Linked DNA regions of Homo sapiens: region 1 is linked to region 2. A link is a loop called in an ENCODE intact Hi-C map of the cell type or tissue named here. Cell type or tissue: gastrocnemius medialis. All regions are shown on one strand. Links, peaks and the distances in the headings refer to the core of each region. The heading gives the core; the rest is flanking DNA. Region 1 overlaps LOC105374524 (a long non-coding RNA gene). Region 2 overlaps LOC105374524 (a long non-coding RNA gene).

Region 1 (4,405 bases), core at 180-4,179, 53 kb after region 2:
CTTTCTGTTCATCATTCACCATGTTCTCAGCATTTATCCTGTAATAAAGCCATTTTGACAAGTGATCACACCCCAAGTACACTATGACATTTGAGAACTTTGTGCATGCCCTTGACCCTATTTGCAGTGCTTGGTGACTTTCTTCTCATTCTTCAAAACTCAATTTTGATATTAGTGTCTGTCCCTTCTTTATTTTCCACTTCAATTTATCTCCACATATCACCTTGCTCAGACTTAGAGAGGTTGGACAGTTTTGCTACTTCCTAAAATCCAGCCAGGACTTACTACAATATTCCCATTGACACACATATTACTCAATATTGCTAAATTGTTAAAAACGTAAATTGTGAAATCAGGACAGTTTTAATTTGAGCACTGCCACGTATCTCTGAACATTCTAAAAAATATGTTAGTGTATTAGTCTGTTCTCATGCTGCTAATAAAGACATAGCCAAGACTGGGTAATTTATCAAGAAAAGAGGTTTAATTGACTCATAGTTCCACATGGCTGGGGAGGCCTAACAATCATGGTGGAAGGCAAATGAGGAACAAAGTCACGTCTTACATGGCAGCAGGCAAGGGAGCTTGTGCGGGGGAACTCCCATTTATAAAACCATCAGATCTCGTGAGACTTATTCACTATCATGAGAACAGCATGAGAAAAACCTACCCCTATGGTTCAATTACCTCCCACTTGGTCCCTTCCATGACATATGGGGATTATGGGAGCTACAAATCAAGATGAGATTTGGGTGGGGACACAGCCAAACAGTATCCATTATTCTTAGTTTTCTCACCTAATTTTTTTAAGTAAAAATAATGTCAATCTCATAAGGTTGTTCTGAGAATCAAGTGAAATAATGCATAGGAATTGTTCACCTCAATGCCTAGAAATTAATGAAAACTAGCTGCATGGATAATTTTCTTGCTAATGTGCAATAAGAATTTTTATTATTCTGTTTGGTGTCTCTAGCATCTTTTCATGGTGACCGTCTCAAGTATGAAGCATTTTAATGACCCATGTCATAGCCTTCTTCTGCTTCATATCTCAAATCTAGAAAAGCTAATCCAAAAATGGGTGATTAATTTAAATTTAACATCCAAAGAAGCATGTATGTTTTCTCTATGATTTTCTCTGGAGATGATATATGCCCGGCTGTTTAAGACCTAAGCCTATCATCAAGGAGATTGATAAGCACAGATTGGTGGAGATGGAGTTGGTGGAGATGGGAGAGTCACATGCCAACCAATTTACTGGCAGACAAACAATCTTTTCTTAAAACTGCAAAAATTTGACTACTACACCAAAAGAATAGTCTCTTGATTTTTTTTCTCCCTAATCAATGACAGACCATTCTTATTTGGCATCCTCTCTCCATTTCTCTCATTTTGTGCTTCCTCTATCCTTTTGCACATGAAATTTTTTCCTCACCTTGTACAGATTTCTTGAGAGAAGTTGGAGCAAAGTCACCCATTGTTTCCAAGTTAATTTAAAACGACATTTCAGAACTATGGACAGCAGGATATATTTATTCTCCACATCCAAAGACATTTTCTTTACACTGTATCTTAGTCAGAACCTAACCAGGCTACCTCTACCCGTAGTGAAAGAATCTATCAGAATAAAAAAGAATATATACACTGTTTCCAGCACCACCACCTCTATCCTGGTATTGAGATGAGAAAAAGACAAACTCAGGTCAGGAATTTTGGAAGAGAGAGGTTCTTAGACCTGTGGCAGATATAATGAATATGACTATAGGGCTTCTATGACAACAACTGAAAGTTAACAAGAGTATAAGCCTATAAAACTCAACAATATAATAAGCTCAACTTGGAATTACTTGTAACTTTAATATTTTACAATTGATATTTTATTTTTTTTCTTTTTCTTCAAATCCCCAAGAGCCATATTAAAAACTTTAAACAAGTGTGAGCTGGTGTGGTCAGCCTATAAGAAAACACATGGAATTGGGTTAAAAACTGAGGTGCTGGGCCTCATTCTGCTGCTATGGCCTTAGGAATATTTATCTCCCTAAGCTTCAGTTTTTTCATCTATGTTGTAATATGCTAGTTTAGATAATATTTAATTAAGGTGCATATATTTCTACAAACTAAAATCAATAAATGTATTCTGAAGTATTCATGTCCTTGGACAGAACTTTTCACATTTATAACTATGCTGACAGCACCAAGACTAACAGTTCCTATTGTTCTAAAGTCCTTACAAGCATTAAAATTTGTTAATTCTATGAAATCAACTTAACCATTACCACAGCATTTAAGATAATTAAAAACTGAGTATATTATGTTTGAATTTCTAATAAGCAAGCATGTGACTATAAAAGATGATAGTCCAGAATTATCTTTCCAGAAACTAATGAGAGGGTGAAAAGAAAGATAACACTAAGAGTCTACCTAACATAGACTACCATGGTGGTTACAATCCCACAAAGTGCTTTCTACTGACAGACTTCATATTAACACTAATATTAAATCATTGCCAGGATTTCCAACCAGATGGTCAGCAGTCACGAGCTCCTTGCTGAGCAGCTCTTGAAAGGGTGCCAAAGCAGTGGTGTGGTTCTCGTGATCTTTCTGGATATCAGCCGTGTTTTGCCCTGTGTGACTTATGTCCCAGGGACAAACACCAGCTGCAAATGGTCAAAGCACAGTCATTAGGCTGCAATACCACATGACCAGAAATTGCTCTTTGAGATGAGGGATGGTGGTAAATGCATATAATTGTCCATATTCCATAATAACAATCTACCTATTTATTTAGATTTAATAAAATGCCTTTCAGATACCATAATGTCTAGTTACACTTTGGCAGAAATCTAGAGGAATGGGCAACTTTGTATTCACCCAGGTTTATGAAACCAAATTATTCTATTTGTCCTATTTGTATTTGGAAAGGTATTTGAACCTTCTTACCTGACTTTTGTGGGCATATTATCAGGCTTTTAAGAATCTTAGTGTCTTAGATCATTTAATACTTTTGTTCCTTTGCTAGAGTCCTTTCAAGATGACTTTGTGCTATATGCCTCACTGTGAATCAGACATGGTGAATTTTGATTCCAAATTTTGTAGCTTAAGTGAAAAGTGTTAATGAAATAATTTCTGAAACTTTTTCCGTTCTCTGAGGCACAATGGTGAATACTATAAGAGTAAGGGCAGCTTATCATATTACTTTTCTACTACTGATATATGACAGTTGAAATGGCTTTCCTGAGCCTCTGTAACATGAGTTGAGAAACCAGAATGAGTCTCCAGTAGCCCTGACATCTATGATTAATGCAAAAAATAAATAGAAGAAATTTCAACTTTGTAAACTTCTTGAGATGGCATATCATTTGTCACAAGACTTGAAGGTTCTTGAAGATTCTGAGCTATTGAAGGTAGGAGAGTGAAAGAAGGTGAGGATGTGTACATCTATTGTTTTTTATTCATGTAGCATTTAAATAAGATTAATCATATTTCTCACTACAAATGCGATTTTCATTTTAAAAGTATTGAAAATTATAGAATATTATAATAAGTAAAAATTACCAATAACTACCAAAACCAATATAAACATTTGAAATTTTAAAACGGAAGCCTCTAGTCTTTCTTCTCTTCCAACACACACACATATACACATACTCATTTTTATCGTTAACAAAACTGAGATATCTCCTTAGTGTTTTCAATCTGATTTTATCATTTGGAATTCACCTTGAATATTTTCTATTCCATTAAATATTTTTCAGCAATATGAATTCAAATCAGCATAGCTTGTGCTTTCATATGGACAAACTATAATTTATGTATTCAATCTCCTTTTTGTGAAGTTAGTTTGCTCCCAAATTTTACCACTACAAATGTGAAATAAAGATCCTAATAGAAAAACACTTCTGCAAATGTCTCATTATTTGTATATAAATGCCCCCAAATTAAATTACTAGGTCCAATGCCAAAACTGTTTTTTTAGGACTTTGAAACAAATATATTGGAATATTCTTTGAATATACTTCATATTAGAGCTATAGAAAATATCGCTTCTAAGAGTGCAGAACATTATGGACAAGGAAAAAAAAATAAAAGCTGCTCCAGACAGAGTAAATAATTTTCCCAGCAAGCATTGTTAGAACTTGAGATTAGAGTCATAGTCTAAATGTCAATTCAGTGTCCTATGTCTTTCTCTTTCCCTCTGACAAAGAGTTTCCTTTTTATTACTATATTTTTAATAATAAATTGGGGAACTCCAGAAGAAACATGCTCCTTGGCTCTGTCCCTCCAAGGAGAGTGCAGTGGAAAGGAAGTCAGTACGCTGTAGCTATCTGTGTGCCAGCATGGGACGGAAACAGACCCAGACTCAGCACTCCTCTCATGCTTTCTGAAGACAGAGCTACTGGAGTAAGAC
Region 2 (4,405 bases), core at 308-4,307:
AAGGATTTTACATCCTTTATTGTATGTAGTTCATTTGTAGCACTTAAACTTAACAAATCGGTTAGAGACATAAATTTTAGAATTAGACTTGTAGATTCTAACCCTTACTCTACCACTTACTCCTCCTGTGTGTTATCTGGGGCAATTTTTCTTATCAGTAAAATGGGAAAATAGTACATAGTTCATAGGGGAAGATTACATCAGTTCCTACATATAAAGCACCTAGTGCTTGACATATTGTAAATGTTATAAGAGTTTACTACATTGGAGTAGTAGAATTGGGACCACCCAAAAACATACTCCTTCCCAGAACCTGTGAATATGACCTTATTTGGAAAAAGGGTATTTTTAGATATAATTTACATAAGGATTTCAAGAGGACACTAGTTTGAATTAGGGTGGGTTCTAAATCCAACGACAGGTGTCTTTCTAAGAGGTAGAGAGGCCGGGCGTGGTGGCTCACACCTGTAATCCCAGCACTTTGGGAGGCCAAGGCGGGAGGATCACGAGGTCAGGAGATCAAGACCATCCTGGCTAACACGGTGAAACCCTGTCTCTACTAAAAATACAAAAAATTAGCCAGGCGTGGTAGCAGGTGCCTGTAGTCCCAGCTACTCGGGAGGCTGAGGCAGGAGAATGGCCTGAACCCAGGAGGTGGGGTTTGCAGTGAGCCAAGATTGCGCCACTGCACTCCAGCCTGGGCAACAGAGCAAGACTCCGTCTCAAAAAAAAAAAAAAAAATAGGTAGAGATAGACACCCAAGAGGGGAAGGCCTTATGAAGATAGAGGCAGAGACTGAAGTGATGCAGCTACAGCACGAGGAACACCAGGAAACTGTTGCACAGCTGCCACAAACACTAACAGCGAGGCATGCAATGGGTTTCTCCTTCAGAACCTTCAAAAGGAACTAACAGTGCTGACATCTTCATTTTGGACTTCTGGCCTTTAGCCCTGTGAAAGAATAAATTTTGGTTGTTTGAAACCACCCAGTTTGTGGTAATTTATTATGGCTGTCCTAGGAAACTAATACACACATTCAAAATGAATTTAACACCTCCCTCAAACCAAGGCAAAATTCTTACCTTCCTGTTCTATTTCTCTCCTGTGTCCAATGCCCTCCCACGTTCGGTGAAATCATCTAGACTTTTACTTTCAGTTTATTATAACTGTGTGTTGTGTCTTCATATTTTTACAAATCATTCTTTAACAATTGTTTTAAGATTAACAGCCAATATATCAATAATAATTTAGACAGTTGTAAGACCTACAAATATCTTATTCGCTAATGTTCCTTGAATCCTACGTCTTTTTTCTACTAGGAAGCTTTAAAATAGAAAGCAAATGACAGGGCCCTAACAATTGGGTTTACAGGGTGTGCTGGTGCTACACCTCCTGTAATCTATGCAGTACATAGCATAAGTTTATACATGTGAAATATAATTCATATAGGTAAATGTTACCATAATTATTATTAACTTTATCATCATCATTACATTTAAGACAACATGACATAAACAGTTGCAAACCTTCACATGGCAAGAATAGGTGAAAAGTGTAGATTAAAAGGTGTCATTTTTGTGTGTGTGTAATCACTTTTTGCTTTTTTACTTTTCAGTCCTTTTCCTACGTATCTCTCCCTCTACTTAAAGACTTAGTGTGAATGTCAATTACTCAAGCCTGAATTAAAAGAGGTGAGAAATCTTTCTATTTATCATGTTTATGATTTTCATACAACACATCTACAGAGCCTAGGAGCATTAAAGGAAATGCAGTCACCTTTGATTTTCTGTCCAATTATTTGCATACTTTTTGGAGAAAAGTGACAGAAATCAGCACTTTTTAAAATGTATATTCATTAACTTCCAAATGAAATTGCTCTAACTGCCCAGAATAGTGTTTGGGATCTTCCATCGGCAACACTGACAACTGTCTTATATTTCATGGAATTATTTAAAGTGAGTTCCTGACTCACATCCATATTTTGCCAGCCATTCATTCATTCAACAAAGATCTTTGATCACATGCCCTGTGATGGGACCCGTTTTGGGCATAGATATTCCTGAAAGTGAAGAAAACAGATAAAATCCCAGCTTGCATGGAGTTTTCATCAGGATTTTACTGACCAGGATCAGGATCAGGATTTTACTGACCATACACAAAGCAAATGAATATGCAAGTTCAGGTAATGATAAATGTCACAAATAAATTAACACTGAGAGAGACAGTGTGAAGCTACAATACTTTGATAGGATTTGATAATACCCTGTAAATAACTGTTTTTCAGTGGGTGCTTTACTTATTTGTTTGCTTTTCTGGCTTACTTTTAAGTTGACACAGGACAGGAAAACTCCAGTCATCCTCAAGGGAAAAGAGGTCCTGAAAAGAGGAAACAAGGAGAGACCTCACGGAGTCAAAACAGGTGTTCACAGGCATTGAATACGGAAAATGACTCAAGCTGCTTAGGATGAGACGCATGGTCAGAATGGTTCAGCACAAGGGATATATAACACCCTGAGGATTAAAACAAAGGTAGTGTCTAGAATGTTGCTGAATATGACAAAGAACTTTTAGATTAGAACTCCAGGAATGAAGAAGATGAAGAAAAACAGACCTCATGATTATCAGCTAAGGCCACTCCTAGCTCAATCATGTGTAGTCAGTGACTATACATACCATCAGTAAAATAAATAAATATTATATCTATTTAATTGTTCTATAATCTGCTCATTCTTCTTATTCATGTGGCTTATCAGAAAAAAATTGCTATAATCTTTAAAATTCCTATAATTAGACGGATTTCCCATATTATTTAATTTCCTTTGAGAAAATATATTTAAATCTAAGCTTTTTGAATTAGCTATTGCTTTAATCAAACTCCCAAGCTATTGCTTAAATTGACAAACATATATTAAAGGGAAAAAACAAAAGAGAGAGTGGGAAGGTGGACATGCCGGGACGCAGGATCCATTTTAGCAGCCAAGGAGCAACATTAGCGAGTGTCAGTGACCAAGAACCCACATAAGCAAAGATGAGGGCTCCGACAGAAGGAAGGCAATAGGAGCTATATTTACTCTATTGGACATTTTGCCAGGAGGATTTTTACAGTGTTGTACATTTTCATCATCCATCTCTTACACTTTGATGTTCATTAACTCATTTTTAAAATGAGCCCAGAGGTTTCAGTGGCTTTGGTTTTGCTATTTAAAATGGGCAATGGTGTGCTGAACAGATGGACTCACTCTAGACTATACAGAATGCATGAAATAGTCACTTTGGGAGTAAAAGACCCTTTTTGTTCCTCATACCAACACGATCTCCTTATAACTTCAGCACATCTAAATGCTTGATATTTTATGCACATCCCATTTAGATAGAGCTCCTAAATAAAAACTCTCAGCATTTTCTCTTTTGCTCATCTTATTGGCATTACTGTAAAACTTGGTTCATTCTCATTCCATGGAAGCAGCAGATTTTTATATTGATTTGATGGGTATGAAGTGAAGATAAATCTTGATGTCCATGTTGTTCTTTCATTGGGATGGAAAGCTATTGACACTGCAGGAATCAGGTATCCATATGCCTTTTAGGAAAAGAAAAAGTGCCCCAATCCCTTGCACAGCACTTTTTTTTTTTCTCAGTGTACAGATATCCCGTAAGGTATGCCTCTCCAAAATGGAATTGGCTTCCTTCTTAAAACTTGCAGACAAGATTTACTCGAACCCACTGTTTCTCTATTCAGGTCCATAATAAGATGGTCTACAAGTACAGTAAATCCACAATATTTGCAAGTGAAGATGGGTAGTCTCACACTTAACCATATAATTTTTTCTCAAAGTTTCTTTGCAAAGTTTCTTTTGGGAACTTGGGACATTTTCTCATGAGTCTATCATTCTTCTTTGGCAAACTCTGTTAGCTTTCTCTATTGGTACATGGGATGATGTGGTGAGCAAGTGGAGGCTGAAGCCCTCCAATCCCATAACCACCAGAATAAATTTTAACTCATGTGTTCTATTTGTTTACATATTCTTCCAGAATTCCACAGCAAAAAATGAATTGAAGCTATTGCGCTGGTTTCCTTGATCAGCGATATGAAATTCTAATTGCTTTCAAATTGTCCAGCTACAGAATTCCTTGAGATGCCCTCAAAAGCCATTTTTAAGCTCCTTCTCAGTATAGAATTGATGTCACAAGAAAATATGAGAAATCCTTCAGAAATTAAGACCCCAAACAGAAGCAAATCCAGAACGGTAATTGAGCAAAGAAGCTAAAAGCTATCTTGGTGCAATAGGCAAGAATAGTAATCTAGAGCTTTGACCTTTAATTATCACATAGGTTAAAAAAAAATAATAAAAGATTCTTGAGCCTGCTCAAAGTGGGACACGGTATAGTGACTTCTGCATAATGT

Evidence for each region. A loop is a pair of places that touch in the nucleus more often than their neighbours do. Peaks named below come from ENCODE experiments on the same cell type or tissue, not always from the same donor. Only the 100,000 strongest peaks of a DNase experiment are listed, where the experiment ranks them.
Region 1: it touches region 2 in a loop (5-fold over the local background); 1 of 110 quality-filtered maps calls a loop at or near these places.

What each region holds. Positions count from the first base shown.
Region 1 is chr4:23,236,165-23,240,569 of GRCh38, reverse strand. The region is part of intron 13 of LOC105374524 (a long non-coding RNA gene); the gene reads right to left. Among named protein-coding and RNA genes, the nearest start is that of PPARGC1A-AS1, 530 kb to the left of the region's middle. In gastrocnemius medialis, for the core only: no CTCF peak of the experiment used is centred there; a DNase peak (open chromatin) is centred at 2,599; H3K4me3 peaks cover 423 bases; H3K27ac peaks cover 2,548 bases.
Region 2 is chr4:23,288,916-23,293,320 of GRCh38, reverse strand. The region is part of intron 13 of LOC105374524 (a long non-coding RNA gene); the gene reads right to left. Among named protein-coding and RNA genes, the nearest start is that of PPARGC1A-AS1, 480 kb to the left of the region's middle. In gastrocnemius medialis, for the core only: no CTCF peak of the experiment used is centred there; DNase peaks (open chromatin) are centred at 858 and 2,430; H3K4me3 peaks cover 1,532 bases; H3K27ac peaks cover 3,100 bases.